Regions from separate parts of the Homo sapiens genome. Here region 2 is linked to region 1. Evidence: chromatin loops called from intact Hi-C (ENCODE). Cell type or tissue: heart right ventricle. All regions are shown on one strand.

What was found. Hi-C counts contacts between places; a loop is a spot of excess contacts. Peaks named below come from ENCODE experiments on the same cell type or tissue, not always from the same donor. Only the 100,000 strongest peaks of a DNase experiment are listed, where the experiment ranks them.
Region 2: it touches region 1 in a loop (2.2-fold over the local background); 6 of 110 quality-filtered maps call a loop at or near these places.

Annotation. Positions count from the first base shown.
Region 1 is chr11:11,929,336-11,934,335 of GRCh38, reverse strand. It overlaps USP47 (ubiquitin specific peptidase 47), which reads right to left. Exons shown (of 28, transcript NM_001282659.2): 12 at 4,771-4,902; 13 at 4,216-4,292; 14 at 3,585-3,640; 15 at 1,220-1,332; 16 at 401-505. Among named protein-coding and RNA genes, the nearest start is that of DKK3, 77 kb to the left of the region's middle. In heart right ventricle, CTCF peaks have their summits at 2,467 and 2,690 (motif pointing left); no DNase peak of the experiment used is centred here.
Region 2 is chr11:12,246,152-12,251,151 of GRCh38, reverse strand. It overlaps MICAL2 (microtubule associated monooxygenase, calponin and LIM domain containing 2), which reads right to left. Exons shown (of 28, transcript NM_001282663.2): 22 at 1,906-1,968. Among named protein-coding and RNA genes, the nearest start is that of MIR6124, 85 kb to the right of the region's middle. In heart right ventricle, no CTCF peak of the experiment used is centred here; a DNase peak (open chromatin) is centred at 2,671; H3K27ac peaks cover 1,841 bases.

The sequences.
Region 1 (5,000 bases):
AGTAGATTGTAAACTCCATGAAGGCAGTGACCACGCCTTGTTCACTTTGGTATCTCTAACACCTCATGTTATCTTATTCACTCTAATATCTCTAATGTTTCATATAGTAAACACTCATGAAATGTATGTTAAATGAATAGAAAGAGCAAATAAACATTCTGTTCCTAATTTTAATTCTGGGATCTAGAAACTTCAAATGGCTTCCAGAGGGAGAAAATTTTCAAAATCAACTGACTATGCTCCAAAGGAGAGGTATAAATATACTCGGTAAGAGATAAATTAACCAGTTACCAAGGTTACTGCCAGTGTTTATATAACTATTATCCATTATAAAAACTTGGGAAATTATGTTAATACTGTTGTATTAGTAAGTAAATGCCAATGATGCAATTAAACATACCTTATAAGCCATTTCTACTGCTTCCTTTAATGTCTTATCCTTATGAACCTCCAATTTATTTTCCATCATTACTTGTTTTGTAGGATGCAAACAGAATAATTTTATCTAGAAAATGTAAAATATCATCATCAACTCTGCAGTTCCAAAGTTCAATTCTTCCGTAGATAGCATTTATTCCTAATTGTCAAAATACTGCAATTTTTTAAAAGAACATAATTGAGATCACTCTTCTATCTATTCTTTCTCACTTAGTAATTGACACCAGTTATGTCTCACACCATACAAAAATTCAAAAACATTAATTTTAACAACTGCATGTTTCCTTATAAGCATGTATCATATTTATGTAATCATTCCCCTACCAATATACATTTGTGTTGTTTCCAATTTTTCCCTAATTTGGAAAATGCTATAATGAATATCCCTGTAATCAAGATTATTACAGTAATTATGATTATTTCCTTAGGTAATTCCATAAGAGAAATTATATTAAAAAATATGATTTTGCTTAAGGCTCTTGATAAATACTACTCAATTTCTATCCAGTTTTTACGGATTTATTTTCTTTTAGTAGGATAAGAGAATGTGTCTACCTCAACTGTGGCTTCACCAGCACTGAGCACCGTCACTACATGTTACTGGGTTTTTACACATCAAATCAAATCAAATTTTACCTTTATAGTATAGTTGGTTACACTGTTCAATGATCATGATAGCATAATTGTCTCAGAATCAACCCAATGAGTTAGTCATTAGAATTGCAGGTAAGCGAGCTTAAAAATAGCACTTTCAATTAAAAATAAAATGATGGAATTCAACCTTGCATGTATTGCGCTCAATTTCTCGTTGTCTCTTTTCTTGTTCTTCCAACTCTCTCTCTTTCTGCACCAAGTTTTTAATATGTTCTGGGTATTCATCCACTTCTAGAAATTCTATTAGTAATAAAAACAGGATAAGACAGTGTCACTGAAACTGAGCTGCCTTTATTCATCCTGCTTCACTATGCTCTCATGGTATATACTTCTACTGTAGCACTCATGGAGATATATCTCCATTACATCCTTCTCTCAACTTGGAATACAAGCTTCGTCCAGAAAAGGGTTAAGAGACAGTTAACAGGGACACATGGTTAGGTCCATATCTTAAAGAGCCATGTATTTATTCAAAATGGCTCTTGGCTCCAGAACAACTCCAGTATGTGGATTAATATTTTAGAATGAAAAAGCTCTCTGCAACTTGAAAATAATTTCTGACTTCAAATCATGCCATCCCCATCAAACTGTGTGACCTTGGGCAAGTTTACTTCTCCAAATGTAGGTCTCTTCAGCTTATTAATATCATCTACCCCATAAAGTTACTACCTGAGATACAATAAAACTTAATAAATACTGCTGCTGTTGCTGCTACTGAGTACTACCCATTTGTTTACTATTATCTTTCCTGTGTTCTCAAAGCAGTCTTTAGCTGCTTCCTAACCAAAGAATGCAGAGTCATAAAACTGACACCTTCATCTATTGGATTTCTCCCTCTCTATATGGTCAAGATTCATTTGAATACAAAAAGTGATGATTATGTGATATAGTTTGGACATCTGTCCTCGCCCAAATCTCATGTTGAATTGGAATCCCCAATACTGGAGGTGGGGCCTGGTGGGAGATGTCTGGGTCAAGCCTCATGGCTTGGTGCTTTCTTTGCCATACTGAGTTCTCATGAGTTCTGGTCATTTAAAAGTGTGTGGCACCCCTCCCCCAACCCCGGAACTTGCTTGCTCCTGCTTTTGCCATGTGAAATGCCTGCTCCCATATTGCCTTCTGACATGACTGAAAGCTCCCTGAGGCTTCATCAGAAGCTGGGCAGATGCTAGCATCATGCTTCCTGCAAAGCCTGCAGAACTGTGAGACAATTAAATCTTTCTTTATAAATTACTCAGTTTTGGGTATTTCTTTATAGCAATGCGAGGACAGCCTGATATAATTTGTGAGGCTACTTTTAAACAATTAGTTAAAAGAATAAAGTATATGCAAAAAATCATTACTATAGACTCACATATAATCATTTTTACGAAAGTTTTTCTTAATAATTACAACTTCATATGTAACTCAAAGCATTCAAAGGGACAATATGAAATTATGACACCATTTAATAAAGCCAATGATTATTTGGCATTAAAAAGGGGAAAAAAATTTTATCAAAAACAGCATGTGTCCGTAAAAGGTAAAAGCTGTTGTTTCTAGGAAAGAACTCTAATTTAAAAAATATTCCATGTCATGTCATACAGCGCCCTCTGGTGCTTTATAACAAAACTAGAGTTGGGGGAGTAAAAGAAGGCTGAGTTATTGCACTATTGGAAGGTTGGGTCCACGTGAGGGACATGAATTACAATACTGGCTCTGCTTCCAGATAGCTATGACCTGGGTCAGCTTACTCTTTGGGGTAGTTTCTTTATAATACAGTACAAATGATTACTTCTGCTCTTAAATCTCTGTTCTGAAATGACTTACTATAATTTCCATTTATTTTTTCAATAATTCCATAGTAAATTATTGAACATTACTATATGACAGATCCTAGAATATACTTTATGTGAAAAGATGAGTAAGTCCTAAGCCTTGTACCAATTGAATTCACCATCTAATGAGGGTTTACAAAAATGTGAATAAAAACATAATGCTTGAAACAGATTTACTAATAGCAACGGTAGTGTCTAAACAAAGGAAATATACTGAAATCAAAGATTGTGATTATATTTTTTTTAATTATGAAAAGACTATGAGCAAACACATCACCTGTATATGTATCTGTACACACCCCCCTAGATATTTGTAATACAGCCTGAGTCAGAATTAGCAAGAAAAAACAAACACTGCAATATTTTAAAAGCAATAATTCCAAAAATGTTATCGTCCCTACATCAGACTGCACATAATATAATCTTACTACTAATAAACATTCAATTTATTTAATGTAGTTTTGTCTCTTCATATATTAAAAAATAATTCAACAACATTTTTTCAAGGTCCTTAACATTTGGTATTATTTTGTAACAGTCTTTGTAAATAATTCTTCCAGGCATAAAACAACTTAATTATCCTATCATTTAAAAGTAGTTATCTGGGTTTGCAAACTTACAAAAGAAATTAGTTTATAACACAAATTAAAATCAAATAACTGTAGGTAAACATACTTGCATTTCTGGCTGGATCCTTCAGTCTATAGATCAGCATATATGCATTTGTGGAACTAGTAGAAACATAAAAAAGATTAATAAGGACAAAAAGTAGATTAAAAAGATTCCACTTCTAAGCATGAAATATTTAAATTGTGATTTTTTAAAAAACAATTAGAAAATCATGTCACTGTTCACAGACACACTGAGATTTAAAACATTCCAGATAAGAGGAAAATCTGTTTCCTCTTATCACATTTAGAGAAGATTCCGTATCTCCTCTTGGTAATACAGTAAAGTCTTTAACAAAACTGTGTATTGGAATGTCTACATACAACAGTTAAGTCAGGGGCCAGCAAGTTGTTTCCAGCAAGGACCAAATAGTAAAAATCACAGGCTTTGCAGGCCATATGGTCTGTGCTGCAACTACTCAACTATGTTATTATAGTGTAAAAGCATTAACACATAATATAGAAACAAATGGCTATGTCAGTGTTCAAACTTTATTTCCAAAATATGGAGGCAGGTTGGATTTGGCTCATGGGTTGTAGTTCCTCAATCCCTTGGTTAAATCTTTGATGATAAAAAAACACTGAGAAGCTATAATTAATTCTAACTTTTAAACACTGAAAATTAGGAAATTGCTTACCTTGCGAAAGCACTAGAATAATATCCTCTGCTTCCTGAAGATCCACCATGTGTTTTCTTAATGTCCTCTTGTGTTATCTGAAAATGTGTTACATGATTTTTTTTGCAAATTCTATAACACTATCACATTAACGTCAATATGTAACTCAATCTTTAGCCTCAGAGTTAAATGCTATCAAAGACCTTCATGATTGCTCACACAGCTACCAATTCACAAAATTTAATCATAATCAGTGGCTGCTTACCAGCCAGCCAGTTCTAGTATTCCTAATCACACGTGAAGCACAAGTAGCACCTATGAAGGTTCAGGCCCAGAGGAAAATTGGTAGTCTATCTCTGGAGATATTCAGCAAGCCCCAAACAAAACAAAGCAAAACAAAGAAATAATAAACAAAGGCAAGAACTTTACTAAAAGCAAAAATTAAAGACAGATTTGATATGGGTCTTAAGATGTATCACTAGACAGATTCACTCATTCTTAATAAACTTTACTGTTGTTTAGAAACATCCTTACTCCCACCTTTCAGAGTAATAATCTTAAAGGACACCTCCTTACCCTGCTGACATGTTGATCATTGAAGCTGTACCACTGCTCATCACTGAATGACTTTATACATGCATAATAATGACCACCAGCAGCGCTCCCAGAATGAACCATAACAGAGAAAAGTTCATAGATCAAGGAATTCTAAGGGGAAAAAATAAAAGTAACTCAGAGGAGAAGGAAAACACAACCCTTATTTGTGTATTTCCTATTCTCTGTTAACACACAGAGAAGTAACATGG
Region 2 (5,000 bases), 320 kb before region 1:
ATGAAAATAAACTAGAAATATGATCACACACTTGAATGTGTGGCAATATCAAATGGTTCTACAAGTTTCCAACACTTACTCTCTCTCACTTGCTATAATCATGGGATTACAGCCCAGTCCCTGCCTGTGGCCCACACTTTGAGTAGCACTGCTCAGGTTCTCACGATCCTGAGAAATAAATGCTCAACTCATGGAGAAATCCTAGATAAGTCACCCTGGTGTGGACCTCAGGGTTAGAGCCAGTCCAGTGGTTCCTACCAAACAGAAGCATGCATTGATGGCAAGACACCACACTCCTGGGGAGGCTGGTCAAGAGAAGAGCTTATAATTAGGCTGGGAACAATTCATCTAAATGCAAAGTTGGACAATCTGATGATCTGGTCAAAGATGATCATGTTCCAGCCTCTAGTTTTTTTAAGAACTAGTAATTTCAAAGTCCCATGGGACTGCTTTTGCAACCCTTTAAATATCTCTCAATATTCTTGTAATTTTCAAGAATTTAGGTGCTTTTCATTACCTTTTCCTGCCTTTTGAATTCTAATTATTTTTCAGCAAATTAATTAGAACATTTCAGGAGGGCAATCATCTCACATTACACGAGGTTAACCTCACATACGCCATTTCCCTTCTGTGAGCCTCAACTTCTTCATCTGTAAAATGGAGAGACTTCCACCAACCTTGCAGGGCTGAGGAAAAGACTCCTGAAAGAACCTGGGCCATGCAGGAGGCACGCGGCAGATAGTGAGTCCAAAGCACGGCCATTGGGATAAATGCTTGAGGGAATGGATACCCCATTCTCTGTGATGTGCTTATTTCACATTGCATGCCTGTATTCAAACATCTCATGTACCCCATGCATATATACACCTACTACGTACCCACAAAAATTAAAACAAAGCACGGCCGTTTGTGCAGCTTTGCATTTCCATGTTCTGGGACTTCTCTCTTGTCTTAAATCACTTTCCTCTGCACAAGAGTGGCATGGCCCACACAGGACGAGCTCCCTGCCTCCTCTCCCCAGAGCCAATCTAGATAGAAACACGGCGACGCAGCTGTTGTCACACGCACCCATGCCAGAGGCTGCAGACGATGGCTAGACCTCTACAAAGAGGCATTTTCCAAGTGATCCTGTGACCCCACGCAGAATGATGGTCCCCGCCTAGATATCAGAGCGTTCCTCACACTGCACCGAGCTGGCCCATCTCTTCCTCAGTTTGCACTCCCTGAGTGACCTGTCTTATTCACCTCGACATTCCTGGCACAAGGCAGAAACTGCGAATGCAGGAAAAAGCAGGCTCCAGGCCCTGTTTGTGTGAGAACAATGGAAACGTTCCTCCCTGTGCCTGGAACTGAGCCAAGATTACCAGGTGTCCCGGCTACACTTCTCCGCTGAGTTTGGCCACCTGTGGCCACACAGCCTGCCAGGAGCATCGAGCAAGCCCACGTGGGTAAGGCAGCAGTGAGAGCAGAATGTGCAGGGCCTCAGAAGAGAGGGCTCACAGGAAGGGGAGCTTTTGACACGTAGGGCTAGAGGTGGTCTGTTGGATCCACTTGGGCAAGGACATCCTCACTGAGGAGTCCCTGTATGAGAAGACATCAGAGGACAGCCTGTTGGATCTGATTCCTCGGCCATATGCCCAGGGCTGGGGGTAGGAGGGCAGGCAAAGAACTGAAATCACTGTGTTCAAGGGTGTCTGGAAATTACAAGTTCAGAGCTGAGACGCAGGCAGGCCTTAGGGGCTGTGAGCTCCCAGTACAAGCACATGTCTGCCCACCTTCGTCCCCTGGTGCCAGGCACTGTACTGCTGCTGATCATATGCGCTTAACTCCCAGAGCCCTGCAGGTGGGTCTGATAATCCCCCTTTGCAGGTGAGGCAGCTGAAGTTCAGGGAGGCTCTAACTCACCTGAGGATGCACTGTTCTCAAATGGCTGGGATGAAAATGGAACCCTGAAGGTGACTTCTTTTCCTTTAGAAAGAGAGGGATCAACATGCATTTTAGGTAAATAAGCTTTCTTTCCGAATTCTCTTCCACTGGGGAAAGAGAAGCTTTACAGGATACTTCAGGCATTTTGCATAGGTTAGGACATTGCAGTATTCCAGTTACCCTCAAGAGTAGTTGCTGTCCTCTCCACTTTATAGGTTAAGAAACTAATGCTCAGAGAGGTTCACAAACTTGTCCAAGGCCACACAGTGAGTAATTGGTGCTCTGAACTGAAGTCTGATTTGAAACTCATATCCTTCTTCCACACCAGCACTACGCAAATTAAAATCCCCCAAGCTGGGATGCACACAGGAGACCTCCAAAAGGTTGCCTAGCTCTATTCCCAGGATAGAAGGAGGAACAGTGAGGTTGGAGGCAGCCTTGAGACCTGTCCCTGAGATTTATCCTCCTACCAGGTCAAACAAAGGCGGGATGCCCCAGACAAAACTTCCCAGCATTTCCCTGTTTCTCTCTACTATGCAAATCTCTCGAGTAAACCCTGCAAATCCAGTTTTAAAACAAACACCCCAAGGGTAGAGAAAGCTCCTTTTGCAATGCTCAGTGCTCTTCTGACCCTGGAGGACTGAGGGGCAATTCCCAGCCCAGTGAAGGCCCCCACCCCTCCCACTTGCCCAGCTGTGCAAACGCTCAGTGCCTTCTTGTTCCTGCAAGAGCTCAACGGCATGGCAAACAGCCAGCAGCCAATAGCCATTCCATGGGCCAGAGCAGCACAGTGGCCTCCCTTCTGGAAGAGCGAAAGTAACTAACGGCTGATAGGGAGCTGAGATCACAGAAGAGGGCTGGTTTGGTGGGATAGATGAGGAAATGGTTCTGGGGACATAAAACTGGGCATAGGTCTCACAGTCCACAGCCTGGAAAGACAGACTCTGCCAAGGATCTGAGCCCCCCGTGAGAGCCCTCAAGACTCCCTGTGACCATTCAGGCCAAGAAACCCACAGCACCACTCTGAATTTTAAAGTGGAATATCAATCTGAGAGGGCGGGCAAGTGGAGTCTGAAGGCAGAGCCCTGGCTCCCTGTCTTGGAGTCAGCAACTCAAGTTTGCATCCCTGTGAGTAACAATTGCTCCTCATAGTAAGTTTGGCTAAGTCTGTTCCCATGAGGAGATTATTATTCACGGATCCTCGGAATCAGTGTGGAAGACCATAGGGCAGGAACAGAGACATGCTGCCTGCCAGGAAGTTGTCAAGGACTAAGCATCAGTTTCCAAGTGCATTTTTCTTCCTCTTGCTCCCCTGAATTCAGGTGAACTTGGGTCCATTGAGCAAAAAGAGCAGCCCAAAATCTGTTTGGAAGAAGTATTAAGGCCCCAGACTCTAGGAGAGAAACTCCCTGAGCTGCACCAGGATAGAATAAATCTGTTTATCACCAAATCATCACCTACTTTAAGGAACAGCCAGTTCTCTCCCTAGAGGTGGTTGTGATTCTGCCAAATTCTGCATGTGCAAAGCCCAGTGCTGAATCAATGGTGGGGCAGAGTTTGGGGAGTGAGGGAAGTCAAGGCAATGGGTGAGGCTGGCAATATCCTTTCTAAGACTGCTTGAAACCAGAAACTCACCACTCCATCCATAACTGCCTAAAATGGCCTCACAGTGTGACCTGCATGAACCTGCGAGTGTAGGTATTCAGAGAAACTGAGGCACAGAGAGGCTAAGTGACTTGCCCAAGAGTCCATTCTAAGAGGTCCTCCATCATTCCCAGCCATACTGTGAAAGAAACATCAGCCAATAATTAAGATGTTGGAAGCTGTCGAAATAGCCCAATTACATCATCTAATGGCCAACGCTGGCTAGGGAGAAAGAATTTTTTAAAAGAACAAAAATGGGGCAATTGTTCTACCACAACTGGGGAGGAGCAAGGAACAAAGCTGTAGAGGTGGGGACAGCAGATCTGGGGTTGGCCACCCCAAAGCCCTCCCTGTCCCTGAGTGTGAGGGTTTACATGCACACAGCCTCTGGGCCTCTGACAAGGCCTCCATGCATGCGTGGCTTCTGCAGGACACAGGAGAGCACTGGCCTGGGAGTCCGAACGCTGGGCTCCAGTCTCCTCCCTGAGCCTTTGCCTTCTTACCTGTGACTCTGCTCCTGCTCAGTTCTCACCATCACAGGAAGAGCTCTCCAGCCCCCACCCAACCACTCCATTTAAAATTGCCACCCTTCCCTCCCCAGCATTCCAGGTCCCCACCACCAGCTCTAATTTTTTCATAGGAAATATTATCTTGCCCTCTAACACATTATATAATTTACTGATATATTGATTGTTGTAGGCTTGTAGGGTGTAAGCCTCATTAGGGCAGAGATTTAACTCTTATTCATCAATACATATCCTGACAGCCTGAAATGCCTAACAATGGATTTTCATTCAATAAATATTTGTTTACTGAGGGTGGTGATTCACATCTATAGTCCCAGGTACTCAGGGGTGGAAGGCTGAGGCAGGAGGATCACTCGAGTCCCAAAGTTTGAGGACGCAGTGAGCTATGATCATACCACTGCACTCTGTCCTGGGTGACAGAGAGAGACCCTGTCTCCAAAAAAACAAAAAAATTAAATTTGTTGAAGGAATGAATGTTCACACATTGGCTTTTGGAGTGACATTGGTGGAGAAAGCTCCTTTTGCAATGCTCAGTGCTCTTCTGACCCAGGAGGACTGAAGGGTAGCTCCCAGCCCAGTGAAGGGCCCCCCTGCCCAGCTGTGCAAAGGCTGTGCCTTCTTCTTCTTGCAAGAGCTCACCAGCGTGGCAAATGGCCAGCAGCCATGCCACAGACCAGATCAGCAATGGCCTCCCTTCTGGAGGAGCAAAATTAACTAATGGCTGATAGGGAGCCGAGTCCTCAGGGGAGGGCTGCCTGAAGAGCCAGAGACAGCAGCAGGCAGGGCCTCAGCCGGTGTGATGCTGATGTGATGGGGACACGCTTAGTGGCTGACAGCATCTCTGTCTTACCCAGCAGCTCTGCATGTTTCCAGCAGGCTGCTCCCTGCCGTCTCTTAGAAGGA